3 separate regions of the Mus musculus genome follow, and regions 1 and 2 are each linked to region 3. The links are chromatin loops, found by intact Hi-C in ENCODE. Cell type or tissue: heart. All regions are shown on one strand. Links, peaks and the distances in the headings refer to the core of each region. The heading gives the core; the rest is flanking DNA.

The links. Hi-C counts contacts between places; a loop is a spot of excess contacts. Peaks named below come from ENCODE experiments on the same cell type or tissue, not always from the same donor. Only the 100,000 strongest peaks of a DNase experiment are listed, where the experiment ranks them.
Region 1: a loop joins it to region 3, with 2.7 times the contacts of the local background. A loop is called at or near these places in 6 of 42 quality-filtered maps.
Region 2: it touches region 3 in a loop (4-fold over the local background); 3 of 42 quality-filtered maps call a loop at or near these places.

Annotation. Positions count from the first base shown.
Region 1 is chr10:26,768,281-26,778,560 of GRCm38, reverse strand. Arhgap18 (Rho GTPase activating protein 18) reads right to left here and starts at 6,049. Exons shown (of 15, transcript NM_176837.2): 1 at 5,865-6,049. The coding sequence starts at 5,977. In heart, for the core only: a CTCF peak has its summit at 4,863; DNase peaks (open chromatin) are centred at 1,900, 5,420 and 6,110; H3K4me3 peaks cover 2,045 bases; H3K27ac peaks cover 2,179 bases.
Region 2 is chr10:26,752,950-26,763,229 of GRCm38, reverse strand. No RefSeq gene overlaps it. Among named protein-coding and RNA genes, the nearest start is that of Arhgap18, 14 kb to the left of the region's middle. In heart, for the core only: no CTCF peak of the experiment used is centred there; no DNase peak of the experiment used is centred there.
Region 3 is chr10:26,824,828-26,835,107 of GRCm38, reverse strand. The region is part of intron 1 of Arhgap18 (Rho GTPase activating protein 18); the gene reads right to left. Among named protein-coding and RNA genes, the nearest start is that of Arhgap18, 57 kb to the right of the region's middle. In heart, for the core only: a CTCF peak has its summit at 2,262 (motif pointing left); a DNase peak (open chromatin) is centred at 6,287.

The DNA.
Region 1 (10,280 bases), core at 1,127-9,126, 56 kb after region 3:
CAAGAGGAGATGAAGGCTAGGGATTCGGCACTACTGACCAAAGGCATTTGGTGGTTAAAAAAAAAAAAAAAAGTCCTTGTGTCATTAAAAACAATCAGCCACAGTGATGGGCACAAAAATCCTAACTAGATCCTACAAATGTGGGAATCAGAAAACATCCTTTAACTCGCTGCAATTAAGGAAAAAAAAAAAAAAAGGAAGAAAGAAAAGAAAAGAAACACATATTAACAAATATCCTTCTCACAAAATAATAAAAGCTTCAGAAAATATGCAAATTTGCAAAGAATTAGTAGTGGTATAGTACATAGGATTTTAAAATACCATGGGGAGTCACATAAAAATGGTGGCCCTGGACTGGATACATAGCTCAGTGGTAGAGCTCTTGTCTGGCAAGCACAGGTCCAGAGTTTAATCCCCAGCACCAAGAGAGCCAATCAACAATGCTGACCTCCTCAAGGAAAGCAAATCATGTCTTTTTCTTAAAACTTCCAGGCGTCGCCGAGCGTGGTGGCGCACGCCTTTAATCCCAGCACTTGGGAGGCAGAGGCAGACGAATTTCTGAGTTCGAGGCCAGCCTGGTCTACAGAGTGAGTTCCAGGACAGCCAGGACTATACAGAGAAACCCTGTCTTGAAAAAAAACAAACAAACAAAAAAACAAAACAAAAAACCAACCAAACAAACAAACAAAAGACTTATATTCAAAAGACCAACTTCCGTATCTCCCCAACACATCCTCCTTACACACTACAGGAAGTTTCCCTATCTAAATCAGTAACAAGGTAACAAGACTCTCCTTATAAGAACATAGCTCGAAATTCCTGCAACCTTTATCTGAGTTTGCTCAAGCATCAGGCATCAGGAAATCCGGCAGACTCTATCTCCAAGAGTTCGTGACCCATTCCCTCCTTTGCTGCAATGACTAAGACCTTGGCCCAGGCACTGTCAGCTTCCCTCCAATGTGTGGCTATTTCTCCATTTATATAATCAACCTCTATGACTTGTCCTTGCTCTCTCAAAATCTTCTTCCCTCCATGTAATCCTATCTCTTTTAAAAATCTAATACAAAAGCCCAACCAACTCACACGACCCTTGGTTGTCCCCTAGCTTCCTTCTCCCCAGCCCTCTGGCTATGCAGGGCTCTCTGCTTCCCGTACCAGAGTTCCAGGGCTTCTTCTAGGCCACTGGTTCTTCTGCATTTTAACCTCCCTACCTTTACAACCCTTGTTCTCATATACCTGCTAATCTTGACCAGCTGCAGCTCCCGGGTTATTTTCAACTCCAGGACACCTCTCCCTACCCCAACACATACTTTTCGATAAGTTTTAAATATGAAATGTTTTCCGTGAGCTCATGTGTTGAACCCCTGGTCCCAGCTGGTGGCTATACTGGAGTGGGGATAATAAAGTACTTCTGAAAGTAGGGGCTGGTAGGAAGAAATAAACCACATGAGGTGTGTCTTTGACAGCCTGGCCCCTATCAACCCAGACCCATAGTCTCTCTGCTTGTTGGCTGACTCCTCCACAGCATACTCCTGTTGCCATGTTGCCTAGCCTTGACTCAAGCCTAAATCAATTTGGGCCCATGGGCTGAGGGCTCTAACTGGAGTCAAGCTTGCTCTCTTGCTTTTCTCCAGTACTTGTCACAGTGAAGAAAAGCAACAGGGACAATCTCCATTAAACACCAGCACAGGGATAATTGCCTGATTCTCAGTGACAACTCAGAGTCAGTATTTGGAGTAACTGAGTGACTTACAGACCTTACAGGCTTACAGAACAAAGCAATGGGTGAGACTTGAACATATTTAGAGCTGAACTGTGGTTATGAAAGTGACAGCACTTTTCACTTGGCCTTGCTGCTGGGCAAAGTTCCTTAAGGTGGAGGAGGGAAGTACAAAGAAGACAGGAGGGAGTCTAGCTGCCAAAAAGTGACCCACCCACATTCCATTGAGGTTCATGGACTTCAAGGCACAACTTGCATGTGCAGCTGTCCCCAGTCCAACTGAAGAACTGCTGTGGAAGAAAAGGCACTTCCAAGGTCTTTCAGATTTCAAAAGACTAAAATTTTATACTTGTCTTCATTTTCCAGTGTCTTGTTTCTTTCTTTTTTTTTTTTTTTTTTTTTTTTTTGGTTTTTTGAGACAGAGTTTTTCTATATAGCCCTGGCTGTCCTGGAACTCTCTCTCAGAAATTCGCCTGCCTCTGCCTCCCAGTGCTGGGATTAAAGGCATGCACCACCAAGCCCTGCAAGTGTCTTGTTTCTTTACCTGGGGTGGGGAGTGAATGAGAAGTGGAGGGTCTTAGAGATAAGATTCAAACTCACTACATATCTGAAGATAATTTTGAAATCCTCATCTTCCTCATTCCTCCTGTATGCTGAAATTATAGGTATACACCAGCACACCCAATTTCCCATAAGCCTTTTTATTGATTTATTATTCATTTATTCATTCCGTTGTTGTGCTAGAAGATACTTTTTGTTTGAAGCATGGTCTCAGATAGTCCAAGTTGACCTTCAACTTTCTGTAGATAGGCAACGCTAAGCTTAAATTCTAGATCCTCCTTCACTCCCAAATCAAGATTATATATAATCCAAATGGGATTAGAGATGATATGCGCCACCATATCTCGCTTACAAAATCATTCTTAACTAAGTATGGTGACCTTCTATATCTTAACCCTTGACAAAATGAGATTCCCAAACAACACAAAACTTAAGACTATCCTATGTGGCTTAAAGTATTAGGGGAACTGCCTGGAGACAGACTCTACCCCACAGGCTTTGCAAGGAAGACCTCCCAGCAAGGGGAAGACTACTATGAAGTCCAACTTACAGCAGAGAATTAATGTCTATGGTACACACTGCAAATGACTAGGAGAGCAAGAATGGAGCCATGTTGGACTTCCAACCTTGGGTTTCAGGGTTCCAATAACCCTTATACAATGAAAACCATGTTTGTTCAAGCAAGGCACCAAAGATCTCATTGTCCAATCTATTTTAAGCTATTAAAATTTTTAAAACAGAGTTAAGAGTTTTCAAAGACAGAAAATATACTAGAAATTAATATTAAAAGAAAATAAAAAATAGTTTTCCCCTTAAGATGATGCTAAAGTCAAAAGAACAGTGATATAGTTTTTTTCTTTTTTTTGAAAAATTGTTTTTCCTAAAGCAAATACTGAGATGCCTGCCTAAATACACAAGTAAGTAAATAAAGTCTTATAAATATAGCTGTCCATAAAAAGTGGTTTCCTTTGGAATCATTTGTATACAGTCAGCCAGAAAACTAATGTTAACATCTTCTTTCAAGTCCCTGTAGTTTAAGGAAAAAACACTGCAAAAAGAAAACATAAATCAGGATTCTCCAACTGGGAGGCTTCAAACAGGAGTGAGAGGAATTCTTCAATCTGGGATCCGGGAGTGAATTCTAATCGAGGTAATGTAATATAAGAAGTTCTATGATATCAGACTGCTCACCAAAGTATTAACTTCTCATCATCCTGAAAGGATGATTTGGCAAGAGAAAGTTAAAAATCAAAACATTTTCTATAAACATCTGAAATCATAAATATAACCCTTTATATTTTGCTGTTATATATAAAATATGAGTATATGCACATAACATATATATGTATATACATGTTATATATTATATACACATATAATTTAGAATAAATGAAATTCTTTGATAAACAAGGTCAGAATTTTGAGCTACCTCCCGCTACTTTTAAATAGATATGAGGACATGCAGGATCTAATTAGCCTCTTTATATGAGTTTCACTTCAGTTTTGTTTACAAAATAGGCATCAACAATCACTGAAATCTTGGAGCAACTTCGTAATGCTTAAACTACCAGCCAGCCAATCCACACATAGCCCCATCCATTATGGCCATCCTTAGGAGGTCACTACTAGCCCTATCTGTTCCACTGCTCAAATCCCCCCTCACTCCAGGAAGCCTTACTTCATGCCAACTCCAGTATCTTAACCTCTTCCAGGCTAAACAAGGAACCTCCCAAAGTTACACTGTGCTAGCTGATATGTTACTAAGCTTCAGGGTAAAAATTAATGAAGACTGCTTCCCCCTCCCCTCCTGCCTCAAACCAGTCTTTGACCTTCTCCCCACACCCCAGCATCACTACCTATCCCTCATGAAAAGGCAGTCCCAGAAAATGGTTGGTGAGCATTTTGGCGGCTAGCTGAAAGGTCTTTTACAGCCCATCTAGAGATGTGTCCTGACACATATCCAAGGCCTACTGCTCACCCTGTTTTCTCTGCCCACCTTGGCTCTGCTTCTGCAATAGCTGGAAACAACACAATACACACATTTGTTCCACCTGCTCAAGTCTAAACCTCCCACAACAAACTACAAACTTGCAAAGATGGATGGGAAAGAATGGCTACAGTTTCATGCACAAGCTTCCCCTAAGAGACTTTGCTACACCTGAGCGGGATTTCTGGAGTTTGAGTCTGAACAGTGGGATGAAGGTTGGGACCCAAAGTCCCAGCGCTTTTAATTCACTCTCACAACGGAGACCCAAGACTCAGCTCAGTCCTCAAGCCCACCCAGCCTGAAGCCAGTGACAAATGAAGAACTTGGGAGCTCACAGTTTGGGCTATTTTAACTGTCAGAAGGAAGACAAGCTAGGGCTGCTTACTGTTGGTTTGCTGTTGCTGGCTGCTTGCTGCTAAAAGATGAATATTTTACTGTCCTGCAGAAGCATGCATGGAAACGCTTGATAAATCTCAAAGGAAACAAAATGGTTACATGTGTAGCCCCAAAGCAACCACTCCCTTTGAACTTTGGAAATGAGTTTATCCAATGGCCTCCATACAGAGGGCAACAAGTAAGAAGCAAAGTTCCCCAGGCAAGGTCTAACCTTTCCTTTGATTTTTCACACGCCCCACGCGGTTAAGGATTTGGGAAACCAATGAAAGAAGGCATTCTTTTCTTTGGAAGGCACAGGCGTGAAGTACCCAGGAACAATAAAGTGTTCATTATCACCTTTAATATCAAGATGGAATTGGACTTACTGATAACTTTTTTTTTTCAATCTTCCAGGCCAATGTTTGCAATTTCTATCTAAGACTGGAGATTACTGGTTTCAGCTAGGGAGAAGGTCATTAAGGCGAGAAAGGAAGAGGCAGGGGAAAAACCAACCTTGAAAAACAGAACAAAGTACACAGAGAGGCAGAGAGGACTCTGCGACTCAATGGTCTATAGAACGTTTGCCCTATCTGCCTATAAAGTGATTTTACATTAACCACGCTCCTTCTACCAACAGAGTACTTACTGCCTGCTGACAAAAACTCCCCTTTGAAATCCCAAGAGTGCAGGGAGGGGTGTGTTTGGCTGTGCGAGTAATCTACACACACTGAAGAATGCGAACAGCACAGCCACAGGCCACTGACTTGGGCATTTTGCCCAAGCGGTCTGCTTTCAGAGAGAGGAGGAGGGTGCCACTCTCAAAACAGCAAGAAGAGTGACCAGCCTCCCTGCTATTTGGCAGACTTTCCCAGCTAACAGTTCCAGCGGCGTTTTGAGCCCATTCAAGAATTCCATCTCCCAGAGAGTGTTTCCGATACAGTCATTTGATCAGTCAGTATTTGCACATGCACCTGCTAAGCAACTGGTCGGAGCGCCACAGAGTCACCTCCCACACACCCCCGCCCCCGACTCCCCCCATCCTCCACTGGTAACCAGAAGGGCTCTTGCACTCGAGTAAATGAGATGCAAAGAACTAGCCAACCGCCTATGTTGCAGCGTCAGGTCAGGCTTCAAGTACAGAGGTGATTCTCTCCGCTCTTGACAACTTCCCTGTCACTTTGTTCCTTGGGCAGGTAGAGGGTTTTTGTTTTTCCTCCTTACCTGGAGGTGGCTTCGTCGCCTCCCTTTACATGGCTGTCCCCAGCGACCTGGTCCTTGCCGCTGGGGTGGTAAGCAGTTAGCACAACTCCCGAGGAACTCGATAGCCAGTTCATGGTGAGAGAAGGGGCATAATTTCTGGGATTCTGACACAGAGGGGAATGAAGTTCCTGTCTCGCCTGACCAACTTGCTCATTAGCAAGGGCCAGCCCCTCCCCTGTCCGGGCCAGCGATTCACAGGGAGAGAGGCGTGGCCTCTCCCGCAGAGCTTCCTGGCCCTGCAGTTACAGGCTGTGTGTGACTCACAGCTTTGTTTAAACCCGGCAATCCCAGGCTGCAGCAGCCGCCGCTGCAGCAGCAGCAGTTGTTAAGGGGGCCTGAGGAAACCGTGGTTAGGACAGAGTCTTTTCCCTTCCCCATGTGTTACTACTACCTGATTATTTCTGCTGCTTCGCATCACTCAAGGAAGGCATTCCTTAACCCCTTCAGGCATTCGACATTCACCACAGCCAAACCAAGAAGCCCAATCAAAGGTCACAATGCCATCTGGCCCACCAGAAAGGCTTTGCTTTCCGCTACAAAATATACTGTGTTATTGTGTGCCCTGCAATATCAAGCACACCTTTTTTTTTTTTTTTTTTTTTTTTTTTTTTTTTTTTTTTTTTTAATCAAACACTATTTGGGAAAAATAAACTTTAAACTGTCTACCTAATGCCTGTTAAAAGTTAACAGTCAGCTGGGCTTGGTAGCGCAGGCCTTTAATCCCAGCAGAGGCAGGCAGATTTTTGAGTTCGAGGCCAGCCTGGTCTACAGAGTTTTAGGACAGCCAGGGCTATACAGAGAAACCCTGTCTCGAAAAACCAAAAAAAAAAAAAAAAAGTTAATAGTCAAAATAAGAAGTTCCAACATTTGCTGAGAACCTATTACTTTCCAGTGGTGGGGTTGGGGGTATGCCCAAGAATACTCCAGCTTGTGCCAGACACAGATACACACACACACACACACACACACACACACACACACACACACAGAGAGAGAGAGAGAGAGAGAGAGAGAGAGAGAGAGAGAGAGAGAATATTATTAGAAAGAGTATAGCCAGTGGACAGGTGAAATATCTTGACCAAAATAAGATAGTAAGTGCCAGGAGATGCCCACCTAGATACCGCCTTGTTTAGTCAACTGAAAAAAGCAAGTTCAAACATCAGTTTTAAAAAATCATTTTCTGGGTTTCCTAGTCCTAAAAATTAAAAACAAAAATTCTTGCTCTTTGATATATGTGACAATCTCAATTGAAACATTTTGCTTGATATATATTTTATTATTTTACACACACACACACACAGAGACACACACACAACACACATTTAGATGAAATAGCCCTGGCTGGCCTGGAACTTTCTGTGTAGACCAGGCTGGTCTCAAACCATAGATTTTCCTATTTCTGTCCCCAAGTGCTATTCTTAGAACCATACCTTGCTGCTGCTGCTGCTGCTGCTGCTGCTGCTGTTGTTGTTGGGCTGGTTACTGATTTGCATGTTTGTGTGTCCCTCCAAGTGTTTGCTACAAATGTTCTGGTGCCCCAGAGGCTAGGGGAGACTGTCTGATTCCTCAGAGATGGAGTTATAAAGAAGTTGAAAGCTGCCCATCATAGTGCTAGGAACCAAATTCAGGTCATCTGGAAAAATAGCATATGCTTTTAACTACTGAGCCATCTTTCTAGCCCTGACTTTAGCCTTGAACTTGCTACCCAGTTGAGAACATTAAATTTGGGGATTCTCTGGACAAGTATATGCCAGTAGTCCTGCCAATTGCAACTGTGACTGTCAGTCTGTATGGGAGTGGGTGGGGAGACTGAACCCAGGCAAGGAAGCAACCAAAGGGTCTGAATCCCCAGTCACTAACTGAAATTCTTGCTTACCTTTGTGGTCACTCTTGGTTAACCGAGATAAAACTCCTCGATGCTTCTGATTTTGCCATTCTACACATATCTGGTTTATATTTTTCATTATTTAAGACTGAGAGATAACGTCATTCATATTTAAAATACCCATTGTCAGCTGGGTATGGTGATACATACCTTTAATCCCAGCACTGGGAGGCAAAGGCAGGTGCATCCAAGTTCAAGACCAGTCTGGGCCACACAGAGACCCTGTCTCAAAACAAACAAAAATAGACAACAACTACATAATATATCCACTGTCTTACTTGTGAAACATCAAGATCAAAAGCAACAAGGTGAGAAAAGGGTTCACTTGGATTACATATCCACATCAGGGAAACTGAGGCGGGAACTTAAACTGGGCAAGAACCTTGAGACAGGAGCTAATGCAGAGGCTGGGGAGAGTTACTACTTCCTGGCTCGCTCCATCTGATCTATTATAGAACCCAGGGCCACAGCTTAGGGATGGCACTGCCCACAATGGGCTGGGTCCTCCCCCATCAACCGCTGATTAAGAAAACGCCCTGCAGGGTTGCCTGCATTCATATCAAATCGTCTGCAGGCATAATACTGCCTGGAACAGGAGTCACATACAGCTGCCACCGTGTTCGTGCTATAAGTCAAACTAATGTCCTCTGGAAGAGCCATCGGTGCTCAGGACTGCTGAGCTATCATCCTGGCCCTTTCAAATATGTACTTCTTTTCAAAAATGTCTTTTCTGTTATGTCACTGTGAACTCACACACAATGCTCCTTTTAAAAGACACTGCCCAGACTGGAGAGATGGCTTAGCGGTTAAGAGCACTGACTGCTCTTTCCAGAGGCCCTGAGTTCAATTCCCAGCTACCACATGGTGGCTCACAACCATCTGTAATGGGACCTGATGCCCTCTCCTGGTGTGTCTGAAGAGATCGACAGTATACACACATATATAAAAGACCCTGCTCTATATTTCTCTCCCTACAATTAGTTGTCCACTACTTCCATGTCCTCCGCCTAAGGGCTCTCTGCTGTCCTCTCCTCCATACCCTCACTTCCTCAAGCTGGGACTTCCAGGCAGGTGTTAGCTCCATTCTGTTTTATTTTCCAAGACAGGGTTTGGTTTCTCTGAATACTCCTGGCTGTCCTGAAATTCCCTCTGTAGATCTTGCTGGCTTCAGACTCAGAGACCTGCCTGCCTCTTCCTCCTACGTGCTGGAAGTGAAGGTGTGCCCACTCTTGTCACTTTCTCTGAACTCTCTGTCACACTGTAACTGAATGTACCAGCACTACTTCAATGATGTCACCACTTCACAAACCTTCAGTGACGACTCTCAAATGCCCAGGATCCACTGCTATTCTTGCTTTTTGCCCTGAGTGGGGCTTCTGCCTCACCTACACATCCCTCTCCTCTTGGACACTGTCTTCCTTTGTCTTCCCTTTGGCATCTGACTTCTCATTTTCCCACAGCCCAGGCCTCGGAGGAAATGCTAAATGGAGGAAGAATTAAGTGACTCTGAAGGTTCCTTCCATTTCAACCCAAACCAGTAGCCAAGTGGCTCAAAGGCGCACACAAGCACCACTGAAGTGTGTACCAGTTCAGATAAAATGAAAAAGAAAAAAAAATTACAGAAAGAGACAGCCAGAGGGAAAGTAGATTAGAGCTTCTGCTTTTAAATGACCTTGTATGGGAAAATGGTGAAGGGTCCCCTCCACCCTCCTGCCATCTTTGCTTAAAGGTAACTGCTCTTCAATGCCTTATGTTTTAGAACTTCTTATAGTTCTTGTGTCTTCTCTGTTTCACCCCTCCTTATGTTCCCCTCCCTGGGCCTCCTTTTATATCTGATTCATTTCTTTTCTATTCTCTCTCCTTCCTGTATTGAATCTTCAGTCTCTGGGTACTATGCAGGGGACAAAGTCAGTGCTCATGAGTCAATTGATAATGACAGATGTTGTTCACTAGAAACCAAAACAATAATTAGGTCATATCTCTACCTAATTATAGTATCTTCACTTATTTAATGAATTAATCATAATGTGCAGGTTAAAATATAGATGTTTTACAAGTTCAAATAACATTTGGGTTCAGGCAGAAGATTAACTGTGATACAAGCTGAATCCCGGAACATTATATATAAACTTTGAAAACTACTCATTACATGGAAATTCTTCAGGCTCCTCCTCATTCCCTTCCCTGTAGGTTCTGTTGCTACTGGTTTAAAGATATGCCTGTCACAGGCAGATAGACAGCTAGTAGGACTGGTGTACACAGCTTTAGACTTAAGCTCAAGTGGGTTAAAAATAGTTTCAGACTTGTACTATGTCATCATGAAAGGAAGCCTATCTACCATGGAGCAATGAAAGGGCATTTCATAACCTACATCCCACCAATAGTCGTAGCACGTTGTTTCAGTCTGTACCAGAATTCTTCCATAAATCTGCTTTATAAAAAATAAAATGCAATAAAACAAATGCAATGTCCTCTCACCCATTTCAGATATT
Region 2 (10,280 bases), core at 1,018-9,017, 72 kb after region 3:
TACTACAAAATCCATTTCCCATCACCCTGTTTCCACATATTTCATCTCTGTACTTTCCTTTAAAAGTGTCATTTGTGTGTATGTGTTTATTTCTTTCCCAATAAAAATTTACACTATAATATTAAATACTTTCCATTCCCACAGGTAAGAATTAAGCAGTAGTAAACATTCTAAAATCCCATGTGGCCATCACCTTCCAAGCATGTATGCCTTTCATACATTCCTAAAACAGCCTAGAACACGGTGGACATTCAGAAAACTCAGCTCCCATCACAACTGCTATGGGATCAGGAAAGCAGGAAGCCGTGGTGTGATGAAGGAAGGTGTTCTCTGGGAGTCTGTGCACACACATCTTACAGCATGCTGCCCCTTCTGCTTAAGCAGAAGCAGTTTAGAAAATGCTTTCCAGAAGGAGAATACAACCTTTCAAAGCCTTTGAATTTAAACTTCACTCTGTGATGTTCTGAGAAATGCATCTCTCCCTAAGTTATCAAGGGCTTGAATCAAAACAGTAGGATCACATGTTTGGTCAGAAAAATGAGTCACGTTCCAGAACTTCCCCTACTGTAAGTCTGTTGAGCTCAAAAGCAGTGTTTGTCTTAACCTTGCAAGGATTATCAAAACAAAGCTGTAGTGAGCAAAATGAATACATCAGCCAGAAAAGATCTCTCTCTCTCTCTCTCTCTCTCTCTCTCACACACACACACACACACACGCACACCCCGTGAAGCAGCCAAAAGAGGGTAGTTTGATTTCTGTCGAGGGAGCCTTCCTCTCTACCTTATTCCACACAGCCGAATGGGAATGCACGTGCACACCAGGTCTATCAAAAGCAAAGTCAGTGGAGTCACCATCAAACATTTTCTTTAAAAGGCTTTTGCAAAGATTTCAGGCCAAAGCAAAAATTGTACCCTTTCAAATGTGAATGAGAGGCATGGAACGAAGCCCACTGAGACTTCTTTGCTATCCTAGAGCAAGACCTGCCCACCAACAATGGCCACTGTGGGAAACTTTGAGGAAATGAGCAATCCTTCATCAAAAAAAAAAAAAAAAATTCCTGTCAGCACATGTCTCCATTAAAGCCACATGCCGGCTCATCTTACATAGACTCTAGCTGGCTTCTTACAAATACCTCTGCTAGGCTTGGTGAGTCGGGTACCACCCATCTCTCTGATGTTTACTCTGAGGGAAGGTGGGCAAAGGTATAATATTGAACATTGATTCAATCTTACAAAAAAGTATATTTCAAACAGAGAGAGGGAATGCATTTTTAAAAGGCAAATGGCTTTGCAATGCAAAGAACTAGATGAGAATTCAAAGTTTCTCAGCATAAAAAGATGATACACTAAGGGACAGACACGCTAATTCCACTGACTGGATCATGGCACATTGTATACAAGTATAAATCATATTATACCCCATAAACATGCATGGATACCATATGTCAGTTTCTAAAACGTACTGGGAAGAGTGAGCTGGCGGGGGGGGGGGGGCTAAAATAAAAACAAATAAATATGTAGCAGGTCATTAGGGACTTCTCGTGTCTTAAACAATTTATATTCTGGAAGCAGTGGGAAGTCATCCTGAAAGAGTGGTCAGGGTAGACACATAACCAGATCTATGCAAAGAAAGGACATTGCCTGGCTATGAATCACATGGACAGAAGACAGAGGACAGAGATCAGCAACAAGGTCCCTGGAGTTAACATGGGTCATCCGGACATGGTTTCGGCAGTGACACACCTGTCTGGACCCTGTCACTTCCTCCCAGCCTGGGCCACCCATGGCAGGGATGATACAAAGGAATCCTCAAGACCTTGAAGAATGTACACAATTATCAACGTTTATACCCTGGATGATTGCAGACATCCAGCACACTGCAAGTGGAACAGCCTCGATGTGACCTCACAGTGGAAAGGCCTCAGAAAACCTGTGGTTATAGACTGCCTACCTTTGTGATAAGCAAAGGAAATGCATTGAAATTTTCATGATTAAAGCTTCAGATCTCTAGACATTCTTCCCCGAGAAAGGTTTTTGTTTTTTGTTTGTTTGTTTGTTTTTTGGTTTTTTTTTTTTTGGTTTTTTGAGTCAGGGTTTCTCTGTGTAGCCTTGGCTGTCCTGGAACTCACTCTGTAGACCAGGCTGGCCTCAAACTCAGAAATCTGCCTGCCTCTGCCTCCCAAGTGCTGGGATAAAAGGCGTGTGCCACCACACCTGGCCCCCAAAATGTAATTTGCCCAAGGGAGTAAGCGTTATATGCAGAGAGAGAGAGAGAGAGAGAGAGAGAGAGAGAGAGAGAGAGAGAGTTAGTTTGTGTGTGTGAGAGAGTGAGAGTGTATGTTCTGTGTTTGCCTTATCGAATGTTGCATTTGCTCATCATCAAGGATGCTCAATGTCTATTAAGGAGGTCCCTTCAGTGTGTTAAACTTCAGACTCTTCTGTTTGCTTGTTTTGTGATCTGAGGCTAAAGAGATGTGGACTTACTGGGCATCTGTGAAGTTCTAGGCACTGAGAAGCCCTTGACTATTCTCCCTTCTGTGTTGCCACTTTCTTGATGTCCATTGCTGACATTACACAGCCAAGCCTCGGTAGTCAGGGCAGAGACTAGACCACACAGAAACCTAACCTAAACTTCTAACAGAAGGCACCAGTATCTTCTTCATTTTGGTTTGACATTTCATTGCTGAAGTAAATCTACTTCCTGTTATTTGATACTTCGTAGCATACTTGAAAAAATACTAAGGCAAAACAAAATCTCATAGTTGAAAATGCTAGGCATTCTGGCATTCTGGCACATGGCTGTAATCTCAGCAGCTGAGAATTCTAGGCAAGCCTGGACTACATAGTGAGTACTGGGGTCAGCCAAGCTACAGTTGCCTAGTAAAACCCTGCCTTAAAAAAAAAATCAGGCTAGACTCAGATGTATCTACACTCCCGCCATGATTTCATCTTGGTTTAAGCTCTACAGTTCTTCCACCTGAGAGCTAGTGTTTTATAGCAAGCTTTGAGTTCTTAGTACTTATCCTTAATTTCCAATCCCCCCTCAAGGCTTTGTCTTCTCCAAGTTAAAGAAAAGTATGAACTGATTTATAGAGGACAGTGTTTTTGAGGATTCTCTCTGAACAATGAAACAAGAAAAACATCTGCTCCCTAAGCTCCGGGCCAATTGATATAATATCCTCTTCCCTCTTCCTTTTCCTCGAATTTAAATAGAGGCCATTCCTTGTTTACAGGATGAGGGCAAGAGGTAAATTTCTTCCCAAAAGGGATGCAGTGCATGTTATGGCCATGAAGTTATTGTGTGAAGTTACTCTGCCTAAGGAGACTAAAAGTCAGGAGTCAATAAGCACTTGTGTATGACAGCCTGGGAGAAGCCTGTGGGAGTTGGGGGTGGGGAGATGGGGGTGGGAGTGGGGAGTCTGGAATCCAAGGCTTCTGGAAGGCTGCTGTCTTTGCTGTTGATACCATCAGGTTTCTGCTTCTGAGCCTGTGGGAACGGCAGGTGCCTAAGGATGGCGAGCAGGGCTATCCTAAAGTACAAGTGAGGTGGGGAGCAGCTGGGGAGAAAGGGCAGCTGATCCCTGGCTTCTCTTCCTTCAGTGGCAGCTGTTTTACATTCCCAGCACGTAGGTAAGAATGCTGTAGCTCCAGGAGTGGTGGTTCAGGTTTAATGAGAAAAAGCAGGAAGAAAGGACGCAGAGGTAGAACTCAGAATAAATATTCTTTGATCTAAACGTCTAGATTTCTCGTTATTATAGCCTACTTACAAAACATCATGGGCAATTTTAAAGTGAGTTCAATAGTGACCTGATAAAAGGAGCTCGGCTGTTAGGTGTAGCTACTTGATACTTTGCATGTCACAGGTAAATAAATAACATGGCGATAATATTCTGGAAACCAACAATGGTAGCCTGTACTCCAATAAGAGAAGTACTAAGGTAAAAAAAGAACCATCTCAGGATCCCTAACACATGACCAAATGTAACCAATGTTGGGGGCACGGGTGTTGTTGGTGTTGAGCCAAGCTCTCAGTCTACAGCTCATACTAGCTAGAAACTCCTTAGGCAGCTCAGCCTGACTTCAATCTTAGGGTGCCCCCCCCCCACTTGCATGGCCTTTCACCTCAGCTTCGTGGATGCTGTGATTATAGAGGGAAGCCACCATGCTTGATCATTTCATCAAAATTGCTTCTTTTACTAGGTATTTTGCATTTTTCATAAAATCAAATATAGATAAATACTGCCAATATTTTTATGTATCTGGTCAATAATTTATAGATCTTTTAAAATTCTGTGCACTGTTCTGACCCTCAAGGCAAATGCCATGTTACCTATAAGTAGTAATTAAATGTTCTGATTATGAAGAAAGATGACAGAAAAGACAAGAGGAACTCATACCGTGGAGTTCACTCTGGCAGTGGAACAAGCTGTCAACCTTTTAGTGATTAACACAAAGAGAAGCTTAGTGATAAGGAGTTACCTCCTTTTTTGTACATCCATAATAACTGGCTTTAATGCAAAGAATTCATTTCAAAATGACAGCTACAGTACACATGTGTGTGCACATGTACATGTGTTTATATATGTGTGAGTATGTATGTGTATGTATGTGTGGGTGTGTATATGTGTGCATGTGTGTATATGTGTGTGTGTGTGCGCACACGTGCATGGACCTGTGTGTGCATGTGTGTGTGTATGTGTGCATATGTATGTGTGTACACATATGCTCACATGCCTATTTATCGAGGACAAAGGACACCCTTGGGTGTTATTTCTCAGGATCCATCCTCCTTTTTCTTTTGTTTTTTCGGTTTTGTTTTGTTTTGTTTTGTTTTGTTTTGTTTTGTTTTGTTTTGAGACAGGGTTTCTCTGTATAGCCCTGGCTGTCCTGGAACTCACTCTGTCCTTCCATTTTAAAATTAGAGCATGTTCTCTTATTGACCTGGAACTTACCAAGTAGGCTATGTTATAGGTTACCTGGTTGGCTAGAGAGACCTGGGAATCTACATAGCTTTACATCTGTCTTCACCTCATCCTTGCTGGGCCTACCAAGCACCTATTAGCACGTTTGGTTTTCTTTTACATAGGTTCTGGGCATTGAATCTTGGTTGTCATACTTATAAGGGGAGGACTTTACAGACAGCTGTCTTCCCAGCTCAGCAACCACAGCTCTAGGTTTATTTACAATATTCTTCATTTTAAACACTTGTTGCCTCACAGAATGGCCCAGAAGTCTCTACAACAGGGCAAGATTTTACCATATTTTTGTGTAAGTAATGAAACCTCAAAGTACAAAAGCAACCAGAGCAACTACAACATTCCAAATCCTCTGAAGACCTTTTGGAGAAATAAGAAGCCAAGCTGTCCACATGCATATTATATCTGTCAAATGAAACATCATGGATTCAAGACATAGCCATACAAGGGCTAAATATATTCTCTCTGGAGAAGAAACAAAGGGCCTTGCAGGTGTTCACAGCAAGCAGGAATGTGAACCACAAGGAGGAGTGAATGAAAAACTGGTTCAGATTGACTTTGTCAGCCTGGATCAAGACTTCAGGGAATCTGATGACAGAAAGTTTATTCCTAAAAAAAGTTCAACACAGTATAATACAGAAAAAAAAAATTTTGGTGTAATGCGATTCCTGCTGCACAAGGAAGTGTGGTTACATCAAAACTTGACTCAGGATACATGTCATTTCTTCCAAGAAGATGAGTTCTAGAGATAGGCTATCTGTAGTGACTTAAGGGCCTAAGGAAGGGGCTGGCCTGGTCTTTTGCATGCAAATAGCATAGAGGTCATTTGAGCTATTAACCACTTCTGGTCCTGGTCATGGGAGCATGGGGGAACCTCTGGCTATACAGATAATGAAAGAGTCATTTAGACTATTAGGTCTTTCTGTCCCTGATTGTGGGACTTTATATGGCCTGACTCAACAGATAACAAAAATCAGTGGGCTGTAACCATTTCCAGTTCATAGCTTTCCGGATAGAAGAACAGGTTGTACATCTTTCCATTTGAAAGACAACCCCGTGTGCTTAATATTCCTGGTCTCCCTTGAGATCTGTGAGCATAAGAACATTTGTGATGTGTTAAGCATAAGTATTTTTCAGACTTCACACACTTTAAAGGTATGATAACAACATTGGAACCTTTTGTATTTGTTGGGAGCAGGGTAGCCCAGTAGGTAGCGCAGGTTGCCCTAGAACTTCTTACATAGACCAAGATGGCCTCAGACTCAGAACAATCTACCTGCCTCTAACTCCCTGAGTACTGGGCTTATATTCCCCCCCCCCACCTCTGTGTCCAGCAGTAAAATCTTTTTATAATGATTTTTCCCAAAGTGACCCACTATTATGCCAAGAAAATGCTGGGTTCAATAATCCAATCACATTGTGTCAAAGCCAACATTGCATGGAAATACATACCCATTTCTTGCTGTCTTGTCCCATGTCACAGATGCTTGAGACTGTTGTTTTAGGTGCTTTAAATAAGTATGACTAAAACCATCAGGCCCTAGTAGTTCCTAAGGTAAAGGCTTTTATCCTCTTGCATAGATGATCTAGTATTAACTTAGGGCTCTGTCAACATTCTTCTAAAAAGTATAACCACTGACGCCTGAACATTTCATTGCATAATCATTTCATCACTGCTATATCCCTCTTCAGTAAATCTAGCCCTCTAGTCCACCAGCACCGTGCCATGTTGAAGTTATAGCTTATTGTCAAGGCTTCATAGACCTCTACATCTCTTGAGGGCATAAAACATTTATTGTAGCCCTCTCTTCAAAACACCACCGGAGATATGGTCACTTGCTGATATTGCTGCTAATCCAAATGCCACTGACATAGCCAAGGACATAGGACTTCAGATGTCCTGTTTCCCTAGAAAGCAGGCAGACAAGTTGGCTCAGCTATGAGAGCATGATGGAGGAATGGCGCATATTTAGATTCCTGATAGGACCATTCTTCCCTAGTAAGATAAATGTTGCAAGGCTGGAGTTTATTCTTAATAAACTATTACAGAATTGGTCATGATTGATAAACATTATGTCCGCTGAGAAGGAAACCCACTGCCCACTTACACAGTCTGAAGTCAGGGATCTATATTTCTTTCCTACAGGCTTATTTTATGAGTATTAACACTGTGTCTTCATAAAAATCTAGGTGTGTACCATGTGTATCTCTTTACACGCAGAGGTCAGAGGTCACAAAAGGGCATCAGATTCCCTGGAACTGCACATGTGGATGATGTGAAACACCATGTGGGTGCTGGGAACTGAACCCAGGTCCTCTGCAAAAGCAGAAAGTGCTCATACCTGCCGAGTCATCCCTCCAGCCTTTTCCTCTGTGCTTTTATCTCCCACTTTTAAAGAACCCAGAATCACTCACTACCACTTAGAACCAACTAATTTGTCAGTAGTCATAACCTGTCTTTGTCTTATTGAGCTTTGGAATCCTTCTTTTTAAAAAAAAAAAATGTACAAGAAAAGCACACAAAGTCCATAATCCTCCAGAGCACAGCATTAAATTACCACTTTCAACTAATCAACAACTATAATTAAGTCTAATTATAAATTACAAGAATCTAATTTTAGAGGACCTTTGCTTTATAAGTCCAAGATGTTAGACACATTACTAACTTCGCTACTTGAAATGACTTGAAGGCTGGAAGCCTCCTTTATGCATTCTTACCTTGTGTGTATGGCCTGGAAGTAGACATGTAATTAGGAGCCTCTCTCTCCGGGACTAGAGGCAGCAAACGTCTGAATGAACTGGCATCTCTGAGAGGGTACCTGCATGATGCCCACCCAGATCTCACCGTTGCTTGTGCTTAAATTATCCCTGTGAATTTCAGATTTTGTTTCATTCAATCTCCTGATATACACCATGAGGATGTGATACATCCAAGCTGTCTAAATTTAATAAAAGCCTGTCTCAGAGAGACTCCTGACACAGGAAAGAAAGATTCAAGGAGATACATAGTTGAACTCTACTATGTGCAAGTGCACAGCTGAGGCGGAAAACCTCTTGTTTTTTTAGCTTCCCTAAACCATCGATGATGTTCTACTGGGTTTGGAGCATTTAACTAGAACTGAAATGACTAAAAACTATGTCTTTTCTGCCCTAAGTAATAGCATAAAATAATATTCTGCTTACCTGAGACCTGATGGTTCAATGATATCTCACTGAGAATTTTCATATATAAAACGAAGGTTGTGAGTTAGGAAATTGTCTCACTGGATAAGGCATGAGGAACTGAGTTCAAATCCCCACAGTCTACCATGTATTGTCAGGTACAGCAACCAACATCTACTAGTCCCAACTTCTACTATGGCAGGGTGGCCAACAGAAGCAGGAGAATCTCAAGAATTGATGGGCCAGCCAGCCTAGCACACACAGTGGTAACCAACAGAAGACAGACCCTGTCTCTAACAAGATGTAAGGTAAAGACTAACATTCTGCTGTTGTATAACCTCTCTGCATGCATCTGCACTTACCCAGGAACATGTATGCAACCACAGGAGTATATATACACACATACATATGCACACACAGGGGGTGGGGCAGGCAGGCAGGGAGAGTTAAACATAAGATAAAAAAAAGTGGGCCACTTTCCACTGGGGACCCTTCCAAACTTCTTTTATCTCCAATATGATGAATCCATGATCGGTTGACAGACATGGACCACCATCTGCGTGGTAACCAATAGACCTCACACTGGCAGCTACATGGTAACAGTCATCAGCTAAGCAAAGAGAGATTGACCAGCCCTCCCTTCCCTCTATGGATACCATAAAACCAAGAGTGGTAAGCAGCAAGCTAAACAAAGGAAATGTTTGCCTTTCTGGCTACTCCTTTAGAGGACTTGGCAAATCCCTAGCAAACCTTCAGATCAGCTAGTAAGCAAGTTCATGGTGTTGGTTCTTTTCCCTAGAATACAGCAATAGACGTATCTACTGGCCAATCAGATAATCACACGGCACTGGTACAATAGTCAGTGGGAATCGTCTTCTAATGGAGAGACACGTAGCCAGGGCTGACTGGCATTGAGAGAGAAAACTAGTATTAGGGGTTATCTTTTCTGTTCAGGACTGACTTTATCTCAAGGGACCTTAGCTAGCAGCACGTATCATGTGATGGTGACTCGGGACACTTCTGAATACAGCCATTATGGTGGTACCACACTGCCCATCCTGGCCAGTCTTTAAAAACAGGGCAGTTAGCCCTCAATGGCAAGCCAGGCTCAGTACCATCAAACACCAGTGAGAAATAATGAGGAACCCTGGGGTATTGGGGGGAAAATTAAAACTATTGGCTTTGGGAATTGTGCTTTCCACAATTTGTAATCAATAATAATAATAATAATCATTATTATTATTATTAATCTCTGTAACTTTATAGAAATTAACCATTCTAGGTCTCCACGTCCTCATCCAATGAGGAAAGGGTTAGTCAGACTACATGTGATCCCATGATCCACCGGACATGTGTCTATAAGCATAGCATAAGTCATTTAATCTGTGCAGCTCAATCATGTATGCGCTGTGTGCCATGAACTATGCTGTGTGTGTTTTCATGGTGGCAATACTCAGGATAGCAGTGACATTTTCGCCGTTTGATAAATTAAAACCTCAAAATATGCAAACCCACAAACAGCATTGATCTGTCCAGGGAGCCTGTCATGTCAACTTAGGACTCACTCCCCATGCGAGTCATTTTACTTACAGTACAGTGTCGTAAGAAGCAGGATCCTTCAGGATCTCGGATATACAGAAACCGAAATCAAAGGGAGGCCCAGGAAAGCCAGCCTCGGCACCCATGGTCTAGCGTGGAGAGCACTCCCTTGGTGTCACTCCTTCAGTTCCAAATGCTCTCTGTCCAACCTGCCATTTCGTCATGCAAAAGCCAATGTTTTTACCCATGTTGAAATAAGATGAGCTTTTAGCTTTAATTTGGTTGCCACCTGCTGGCTGAAAGACAAAAAAAAAAAAAAAAAAAAAAAAAAAAAAAAAAATCCCTCTGCAGCAAAGGACATGCTTAAACAAAAGAAAGCCTTACCCTTAGCAGAGCCAGTGGGGATGAGCTTGGGTTACCCTGTAAACTGGACGGGAGCGGATACTAAACATGTGTAGTGTGGGACAGACACTACAGTGGATTCTCCAGATGCCTTGCTGCTCGTACTCACCAATAAGCTTTGTGACAGCCCACCATTTTGAAGAAGAGAAGCTCAACTCCTGGCATCAGAGGATACCACCAAAGAGTGGTAAGGGATTCCGAA
Region 3 (10,280 bases), core at 1,298-9,297:
CGGCTTTAAAGATGGCGGTCAATATTCGAAGCTTTAATCAACCTTTCCTCCTTTTATTTTCACTACACATGGAAAACACAATTTTCTCCGTTTTAGTTTTCAAAGGTCTGCTGCTGCTTTCCTTCCAAGGAGACTATCAGTTATAAAAACATTTTCAGAGGCAACTGAAAGAGGAGACTCACTAGCAAAGACCAAAGGCCATTCCATCTCCTGACATTCCCAGAGTCAACATCTAAAGTCCCCTCTCATGGCCTCTATTAGTTCTCAAAACACCCTTTAAACAGGGACTAGCTCAAACAGGTCCGTGAACACTGGTGTGAAAAGTTCCCCCAAGACATAGCAATAGGGGACAGAAGATGCAGTTCTGTTGGCAGACTGCTCACCTGCCACGAACACACAAAGCCTTGGGTTTGGTCCTCAATATCAACTAAAACCAGGTGTGATTGATGGTGCATGTCTGTAACTTCAATATACAGTAAGGAAAGAAAGGAGGAGCAGATGTTGTTCATGATCACCCTGTGCTATATTCAGTGAGGCCAGTGTGCAGCATATTGAGATTTTGTATTTAAAAAAGAAGACTTAATTATTAACTACAAGATCTGAGATCTAGAAAATATACATTGGTTTTTGGCCAGGAATTTCTGTGTGCCGAGGAACAGCAGATCTACACATGCTTTGAAGGTTCTCATTCATACTCTCATATTTATTCTCACTCATTGTTTTCTCCTCTCCCTTCCCCTCAGCTAGTCTCTCTCCTTCCCCCTCTCTCTCCTCTCTCTTTGTGTTTCCCCCTTTCAAGATGTCTCTTGCTAGATCTCTTGCCCCTTCCCCCTCCCTTTCTACCAAGGATCAAACTCTAGCCTTTTGCATGCCATCCTAGACCAGCCCTCCATCACTGACTACCTAGAATCCCAGCCCTAAGTTACAATATTCTGATATCTCAGAAGTTTGTAAAGAAGGTTGTTATTGACTTTCAACATCTTAAATGCTAACAAAATACTTGTAAGAAAAAACAAAATTTCAAACAATATCTTTAAATTTAATGTTAAAATAGGACTAAAGGCAATAATACTAAATTATGGGCAATGTCTCGCCCTTCATTGGCATCAACTTTCATATGCATTTCTAAAACATGAATATATAAAAGGCAAAGTCTTCTGATAGTAATTAAAGTTAAGCACACAGGCATGTTTTTAGTTGACCCGTCTTAGTTCTTGCTAATTCCAATAAATTAGAAAAGTCATCCTGACCCTTGGGAAACCTATAGGGCTACATCACCAAGCTTCTAATAGCTAGACAAACACAGGGAGGAAACATAAAAAGTGAAAGGGTACCCGTGTTTGTGCTAGAATATAAGAAAAGGAAAGACTGTGTATAGAGTAAAGTTGTCCCATGGTAAACTGGATAATTCACAAAGTCAGCAATGCTGTGGCCAATGACACATTACAAAGAAAGCAGTCTGCATCCAGTAGGCTGCAAACCATAAGGACCTTCAAGCATCATAAAATGCCAAAGGTCGGGAAGTCAAGTGCTAAAGTTAGCTCTACTTGGAAATAGAGAGGATTGCGAAATAACTTCCAGCTTTAAAAAAAGAAAAAAGAAAAAAAAAAAGAAAAGAAAACAAGGGCAGAGAGATAGCTCAGCAGTTAAGAGCACTGACTGCTCTACCAGAGGTCCTGAGTTCAATTCCCAACAACCACATGGTGGCTCACAACCATCTCTCGTGGGATCTGATGCCCTTTTCTGATGTGTCTGAAGACAGCAACAGTGTACTCACATATATAAAATAAATAAATCTTTTAAAAAACAAAAACAAAACAGATAGCCTTAAAAACAATCCATCTGTATTTCCTTCAAAGTTTTTTCAGCACTCAGTCACAAGGTATGTGTTGTGCTACTTCAAGGAAATGTTTTTCTTTTAATTGAGATAGATAAGAAAAAAAAGTTTAGATGTCCTGAATTTAATCACAAACTAAAGGGTAGAAAGGAGCTTAGGGAGGATATCAGAACAGCTGTAGGAAGATATCAGAACAGCTGTAGGAGGATATCAGAACAGCTGTAGGAAGATATCAGAACAGCTGTAGGAAGATATCAGAACAGCTGTAGGAAGATATCAGAACAGCTGTAGGAAGATATCAGAACAGCTGTAGCTGAGAGAAAGATTCTTACACATTTATAAATCCAGATTAAGACTCTTATGCAAGTCCATCGAGAACCATCACGTACCGCCACCTTCTGGCTGCAACTTCTGACAATCTGGAAGCAATGGGTACATCTGCTTATGAACTGCCTGCCTGCCTTAAGGCTTTCCACTTCCTTATCCAGCCCCTCAAACCTCTACCTAATGTAGCTTCAATAAAATCCATTTATACTCTCCATCTCCAATTTTGCTGTATATAAATACTCCTAGATTTAGGTCCAGGGAATATCTTTTTCCACCTGCTACTACATAACCTTGTTAGTTGAAGGTAAACTATCCCACCTGAGGACTTGGTCCGTTCTCAGGCTAGATAGCTGTTTAATAGACCTTTGTATTGAAAGGATCTCTCAATCTTGAAACTTTAATTTAATAAAATTATATATGACCAATTTTTTATTTTCTTAAGATGTTTTAGATCCTGAGCTGGTCCAAACATGGGAAGACAGGCAGCCCACAGCATAGGGAATTAAGACAATTTCCAATTGAAAAATACAGTATGAAAATGGGTGGGGTGGGGGACAGGACTTAATTTAACATTTAAAGAATAATAACAATTAAATGATCACAAAAAGAAAAAAGCAGTAAGCTTTGTTTAGAAGGTAACTAGGGACATCATGAAATTCTTAGGCATGTGGATAGAACTAGATAACCCAATCACAAAAGAACACACATGCTATGCACTCACTGATAAGTAGATATTACCCCAAAAGCTCGGAATACCCAGGATACAATTCACAGATCACATGAAGCTCAAGAATAAGGAAGACCAAAGTGTAGATGCTTCGGTCCTTCTTGGAAGGGGGAACAAAATCCTCAGGGGAGCAAATACGAAGACAAAGTGTGGAGCAGAGACTGAAGGAAATGTCGTCCAGAGACTGCCCCACCTGGAGATGCATACCACATACAGTCACCAAACCCAGTCACTATTGTGGATGCCAAGAAGAATAAGCTGAAAGGACCCTGATATAGCTGTCTCCTGAGAGGCTCTGCCAGAGCCTGACAAATACAGAGGCAGATGCTCACAGCCATCCATTGGACTGAGCACAGGGTCCCCAATGGAGTAGTTAGAGAAAGGACTGAAGGATTTGAAGGGGTTTGCAACCGCATAGGAAGAACAACAATATCAACCATCCAGAACTCGCAGAGTTCCCAGGGACTAAACCACCAACCAGGAGCAACTCATGGCTCCAGAATCATGTGTAGCAGAGGATGGCCTTGTCTGGCACCAATGGAAGGAGAGGCCCTTGGTCCTGTGAAGGCTCTATGCCCCAGTGTAGGGGAATGCCAAGGCTGGGAGGCGGGAGGTGGGAGTGGGTGAGTGGGGGAACACCCTCATAGGAGCAGGGGAAAGGGGAATGGGATAGGGGGTTTCCAGAGGGGAAACTGGGAAAGGGAATAACATTTGAAATGTAACTAAAAACAATATCCAATAATTAAAAACATTTAAGAAAAAGGTAACCAGGGTTGTCTGTCTCTAGCAGTGAGAGGGGTACCTCTAGCAGCGAGAGGGGTACCACTAGCAGGGAGGCCTAAATGCCTGAAGCAGGAGAAGAAGAAATATAGCTGAAGGTAGATGAAACAAATCTCTAGCACAATTGATGTTATTCCTGCATAGCATGCCATGGCAACTAGCTAACAGCTTCTGAGACTGTAGGTCATGTGAGATCTGATCTCCTGTAATTGGCTCTTGTGCGCTCTCTCTCTCTCTCTCTCTCTCTCTCTCTCTCTCTCTCTCTGTGTGTGTGTGTGTGTGTGTGTGTCTGTGTGTCTGTGTGTGTGTGTCTGTGTGTCTGTGTGGGATGTGTGTAAGGGGAGAGGGGTCAATGCCTTTGGTACAATAAAGATCTACATAATGAAGAACTGTACTGTTTTCACTGTACAGAAGTCTTCTGCTCTTATTAAACCTGATAGTTTAATAAGTAAACATGGGATATGAGGATCTATAATATTTTTCTTCCACCATTTCTCAGCATGCAAATATCCAATTAGTATATCTTGGGAATGGATTGTGTTGGAATGCTTTGAATTTTCAAGTTGCTATTTGAGTGAGCTTGAACTTCATTTTTAAAATCCATTATATGAACTGTGGCTTAGGACTAAGTATTGGGACAGAATTCCCACGGAAGGGCTTCCATCTCCAGTCTTCTGTATTTCCCGAGATGATCTGTAATTGCTTCAGGCAGATTCCCTTGTAGCTAAGTCTCTGTAAAGAAACAATCCAGAATAACTGATATTTATTTCCTCACAAGGTAACAACTTCCAGGCCAAGCTTCCTAAGGCTCCAATTTGACACTGGCCAAGGTTTCTAAGACTCATAACTCATCTATGCTCCAAGCTCACCAAGAAAGACATAGAAGAGAAATCTGTGTCTCAGAAAACCATCAGTTTACAAGACATTAGTCAGTATGCTACTGAAGAGAGAGCAGAGACTCCTACAAACTAGAATATACTGAATAGGTTTCAAAAGAGGATGAAGTGCCCACTAGAACACAGTACATTCATGTAGAAGGAACGTAGATGTCAATGGAGATGGTGACATCGAAGAAAGAACTGCCTTTGCTCTTCCAATGGATATGTCTATAGCAAGGTGTGAGTTGCTTGATATGTTAAGTCAGTGGTTCTCACCCTTCCTTATGCTGCAAGTCTTTAATACAGTTCCTCATGTTGTGGTATCATTAGGTCTTCATATGGCTTGCTCATCTTTCAGCTGCTCATCCCTATGTAATCGAGCCATGTTGGCTATCCCTGCCCCTTTTTTGCCTTTTGGTCTTCATGTCTCTTGGTCTCCACTCTCCCGTTAGAGACATGGTCCAGCTCAGCATGGTCCAGCTGAGGACTGGGACTATTCTGGACCCTGGCAAATGCCTCTGCCTATACTCTCCCCCACATCCTTAACAAAACCTCTCCTGCACCATACCTAGAAGCAGTCATGTACTCCTTTTTTTTTTTTTCCCACTCAAGCCCTTAAACATACTTGCACATGCAAACTTGTCTTACACAGGAAAAGTTGGTGTACCTGGTTGTAAGTGTGTGGGGTTCAGGAAGAGTATTCACATGGGTACATGCACATACTAGAAGATGCAAGGATGTGTGGAAGCCAGAGGTTAACACTGGCTGTCTCTCATTGACCTGCAACTCACCAAATAGGCTAGGTTAGGTTTGCTGTGCAGCTATCGGCCTAGCTCTACCGTCTCTGCTCTGGGATTACATGAGTGTACCACTAAACCCAGCTTATTTACTTGGACTTAAGGGTTGAACTTAGGTGCTAATGCTTGTGTGAAAAAAAAATACTTTATTCACTGAGCTATCTGCCTAGACCAGGATAGATAATTTTCAGCCTAAGTACTTCATCAATACAATTTCATTTAACAATGACTACATTTATTCATTATCCCACCTTAATTTGAATGCTACATTTAAGCAATATTTTAAAATAATTATTATTTAAGGTGAAGTTAATATTTATTTATAGTGTGTGTGTGTGTGTGTATGTGTGTGTGTGTGTGTGTGTGTGTTTGCTGTGGATTGATTCCATAGCAGTGATTCTTAGCCTGTAGGTCTCAACCCCTTTGAAATGATATATTAGATATACTGCATATCAGATATTGATATAGTTTCATAACAGTAGCAAAATTACACTTATGAAGTAGCAACAAAAATAATTTTATGGTTAGGGGGGCTCACCACAACATGAGGACCTCTATTAAAAGGTTGCAATATTAGGAAAGTTGAGAACTACAGATCTTATGTATGCTAAGTACATGCTCTACCACTAAGGTACATTTCTATTCCATATTTTTCCACTTTACGCAATGAATATTACAAAGGACGCTGCGATTTGAATGGTGGGAACACGTGGATGTTTTGGTAGTAATGCCACAGAGCCCTGGCTCGTGCTTGTTAATAATGAATAGATGTGTAAACTGTGACTCACCGGACATTCATTCAACAAATCCTGACTGCAAGTTAGATGCAGAGTACTCTACAGGATGAGGTCCAAAGTCTAAAGAGGCTTTGGATTTCACCTCTGACCAGAGTCTGCATTGTTTAAAGAGGTCAGGAAAAGAACAATGCAGGGCAGGGGAGGGGAAGGGCTGTAGTGTGTGTTCTGTAATTATAGATACACTAGGTGTTGCAGCTGGGCAAGGGCAAGATGCCAGAAAGTAGAAAAACAAAACAAAACAAAAGCTGCAGTCTATAGAGGAGGTAAGAAGGAAATTCCAGGTTCTTCCTATACCTTGTTCTAATTTTAAAAATCCCTTTGCGACCAACAGTGTCTTCCTGTTGTTTAATTCAACCTCACTTCCTTTAACTTCAAGCCCATTTCCTCTCAGCAAATAAAGAATTACTCATTGTCTTCTTCGTAGAAACCCCTTTGCTGGGCCTCAGTCCTAAGCCAAGTGGAGCTGCCACTAAGTATCACTTCTTTATTGTTTTTCCTCCTTTAAGAAGTGGTGACTTCAAAACGCAACCTATATGACAGGCTATTGCCATTGCTACTGCTGTTTTGAGACCAGGCCTTGTGATGAAGCCCAGGGGCCTTGAAAGCAGCATCCATCTGAAGCCCCCTCCCAAACACAGGGATGTGCCACACATTATCATGGTCCCCTACAGAACTGCTTACAGGTAACAGCAATCCATCTTTGTCCTGAGATGCTTCTATTGAATTGTCTGCTGCTCTATGAGGGGAAGAGCTAAACCGATGTTGATTTCGATCTGGGTACCTCTTTAGGTTCAAGCAGAAGGTCTATATATGGCATAGGTAATGCAGTTAAGGGTCTAATCATAAATGTTTTTTTTTTCTTCCTCGCTGAGGAAATAAGCTGTTATTAATTGCTTTCCTTGGCTCCTCTCTTTTCTCAAAAGAGAGAGAGAGAAACCCTTACTGATCATCTGCATTAATATTATGCTAATAAAAGTAAGGGCATGCTAACTAATTCCATCTCTTCAAGTAGTAACTAAGAATCAGGGAGAGAGGTAATTTGCATGTTTTCTTGATTGGAGTGAATTGGCATTTAAATGTTCATTGTCGCCACTTTTGAAAATAATAATAATGCATGTTGAGCCAGGCAGGCAGATTCTAGTGGAACCATCTTAAAAGCAGGTATTTCCATTTTGCTTCTATAAATCTCAAATGATAAGGATGCACATTCAAACCCAGACCAGTCATCTGCATCACAAATAGCTCTCAGTTCCTCCCTGCAGAAGGAATTCATTTGCTGTGGAAGGCCATTCACTTCTCCTTCTGAGTGCTTATTCCTCAAAAAAAAAAAAAACAAAAAAAAAAAAAAAACGCTTCCCCCTTCTTCCCGGTACAGGATTAAAGGAGGGTCTTTCCATCTGTGCTGCATTAGGCTGCAAGACAGCCCCTTCTGCAGATGCAGTTTTTGCATAATTCATTGGGCCATTTTAAACCCTAATCAGTGCATTGCAGTAAGCGATGGAGTGCACTGGAGAGAAGAGAAATTATCAGCGACCTCCTGAGCATCCAGCTAATTCTCCCTTGGGACTGCTGCGCCATGAATCACAGAGCTGCACCCACATCTTATCTCCAGTGCCTTCTCACACCTGAAGGGCCCTCATCCTTCTCAGTCTACACTAATAGCCCGAGACAGTCTATTTTTTAAGTTATTATCACAGGGTAGTTTGGGAAAGAAGATTTGACTCGGAGAAGAGAAAACCTGGCCTGCTTTTAGCTCTTCTATTATTTGTATGGGCAAGACAGGCATAGTCGTCCTATAAAAGCAAGAACAGTGCCTAAGGTCACATCCCATTCTATGTGTGGTATCACTCTCCTTTGTCAACACTGCCTTTAAAATGGACACACCTTAATGCAGCCCACCGTGTCCCCTCCAGCTGTGTGGGTTTTTTTTAAGACCAGGTGGCAGGGAAGGACATCTATGGGTCCCAACCAATCCCCAACTATCTCTCAATCTTAGCATTATGTTTTAATCAATTTGCTGTTAGAGACCTATTTTAGGATGCACTGCAAAAGGACTACATGACTATAGAAATTTAAAAAAAAATGCTACCCTAAAAATTGTAAATTTGAGAAAGCCAGAGGGAGAAATCTAAAGGGCTAAAATCCTTAAGTTTTAAACACTGAAGACCGGATGAAGCAGAACATATCCATAATAATATCCTAAGCCTTCTGGATTTTGAGCAACCAAGAGACTGTGCAGACAATATGGCTGGATATGAACTGGTAACCTGACACTAAAATTTCGTAGGCTGAAGAAATGTCTCAGTGGTTAAAACCACTTTCTCTGTAATCATGAGGCCCTGAATTGAAAATTCCTGATTTAAAAACTCCACGTAAATGAGCCAGGCATGGTCTCATCTGTCTGTTAACCCAGCTTTGGAGGACAGTTTAGGATCTTGCTGGCCAGCCAGGCTAGTTCAAATATATAGCTACAACTCAATGATATCCCATCTCAAAGCAATCAGGTTAAATGTAATAAAGTCCTTTTCTAAATTCCCAAAAACCAAGAGTAGGCACATATACCCCTGCCTATTACACACATAAACATACATCGCATACACATAAAATGAACTTTTAAATTTAAATGACATTTCTCATTTTGTCTGACTTATTTATTCCTAGACAGCATTTCACAATGCAGCCTAGACTGGCTGACCCTTGCCTCAACCCCGCTAGGTGCTAAAATTATATGTCCACTGCTACATCGAGCTGCATTTTCTTATTCATATCATTCTCTAGATCATGGTAAAAAGCCATGTTTATAACTAACATCAACTTCTCCCATACAGTAATGACAAAGGTCATCTTAAAGACCCAACTGGAAGAGCTTGGCTCCATGTGGTGTCTTCACATATATTTAAGTCAATAACTCCCAAGACTGCAAACAGCTAAGAAGCAAATGCCCCCAAATCTAAGAAGCACAGCGGGGAGTGGTAGAAAAACTGGACACATTATGAGTGAAAGGAACAGGTAAAATTCACGTTTAATGTCACTATATAGTTTAACCCAATACAACCTGTTATCATCACAACATATAATTAATAGGCAACTATGCAAACTGCTTAAGCCTTTCATGTAATTCTAAGACCTTAAAATTCCTTCTGTAATTTTAACTTTTAGCAGTCAGTTTGGAATAACACCTTTTACACGCTCAGTCACCAAAGATGGCTGGTAACTTCCATACTGAGGGAAGCAGAGGAAAGCGGCTCCACAGTGAGTAAGGCTGCAAGCAGGTTCTCCTCCAGCAGCTCAACACATGCAATTGCGACATTTCCTCTGTTTGTAACATATGAACTGTTTATCCAGAGAATGTTTGCTTTCCCATTGAGTTGAGATTTACTGAAAACCTCCTTAACATTACCTGAAATAATGATAAGGAGATGCATTTTCCGTAAAGTAGGCCGAATATTCAGTAAGCAAGACATGCACAACTCCAACATAAGATGCTAAGCAGCGGCTGCCATGGAAACAGACCACAGGAGTCACTCATTCTAGCAAGGATGCCTGTTAAAGACTTTGCAGGGGGCTGGGGAAATGGCTCAGTGAGTAAAAGCACTCGCCATACAGAAACAAGGACATGAGGTGGAGTTTCCAGAAACCGTGGAAAAAATATGCAGACATGACCACTCCTACCTATACCCAAAGCAAGCATTGGGAAGTAGAGAGGTTGATCCTGGGGGCCTGTTGGCCACACAGGACCCATAGTTGAGCCACATGGTGAGCGATTCTAAGACAGATCTTGCTCAAGAGAATAAAGCTGAGTGACTAGAGAAGAAAACCATCTCCTTTTGGTCAAAAGAATAAAATCTCTAGCTGGTGTAGAAACTAGTTGAGCGTGTTCAGGCTCACCCTGAGTCATGCGACAGAGAGGGGTAAAATAGTTACTCCTTTAATGAGATAGCATAATTTTTCCTTCCCAGAATCCGGGTTGCTAGTGAAGTAGTTACTGGACAATATATGCAGTGCTGTGTATATTTGCCTGCTTTTCTGAAACTTACTCTTTTTTTCTTTCCGTCTCTTTATACTTTGGGTTTCCCTGACACTTTGGGCCCCCTAACCTTTGCTCTAAAGTGTTCTTTCCTTGCAACATGGCTGCTT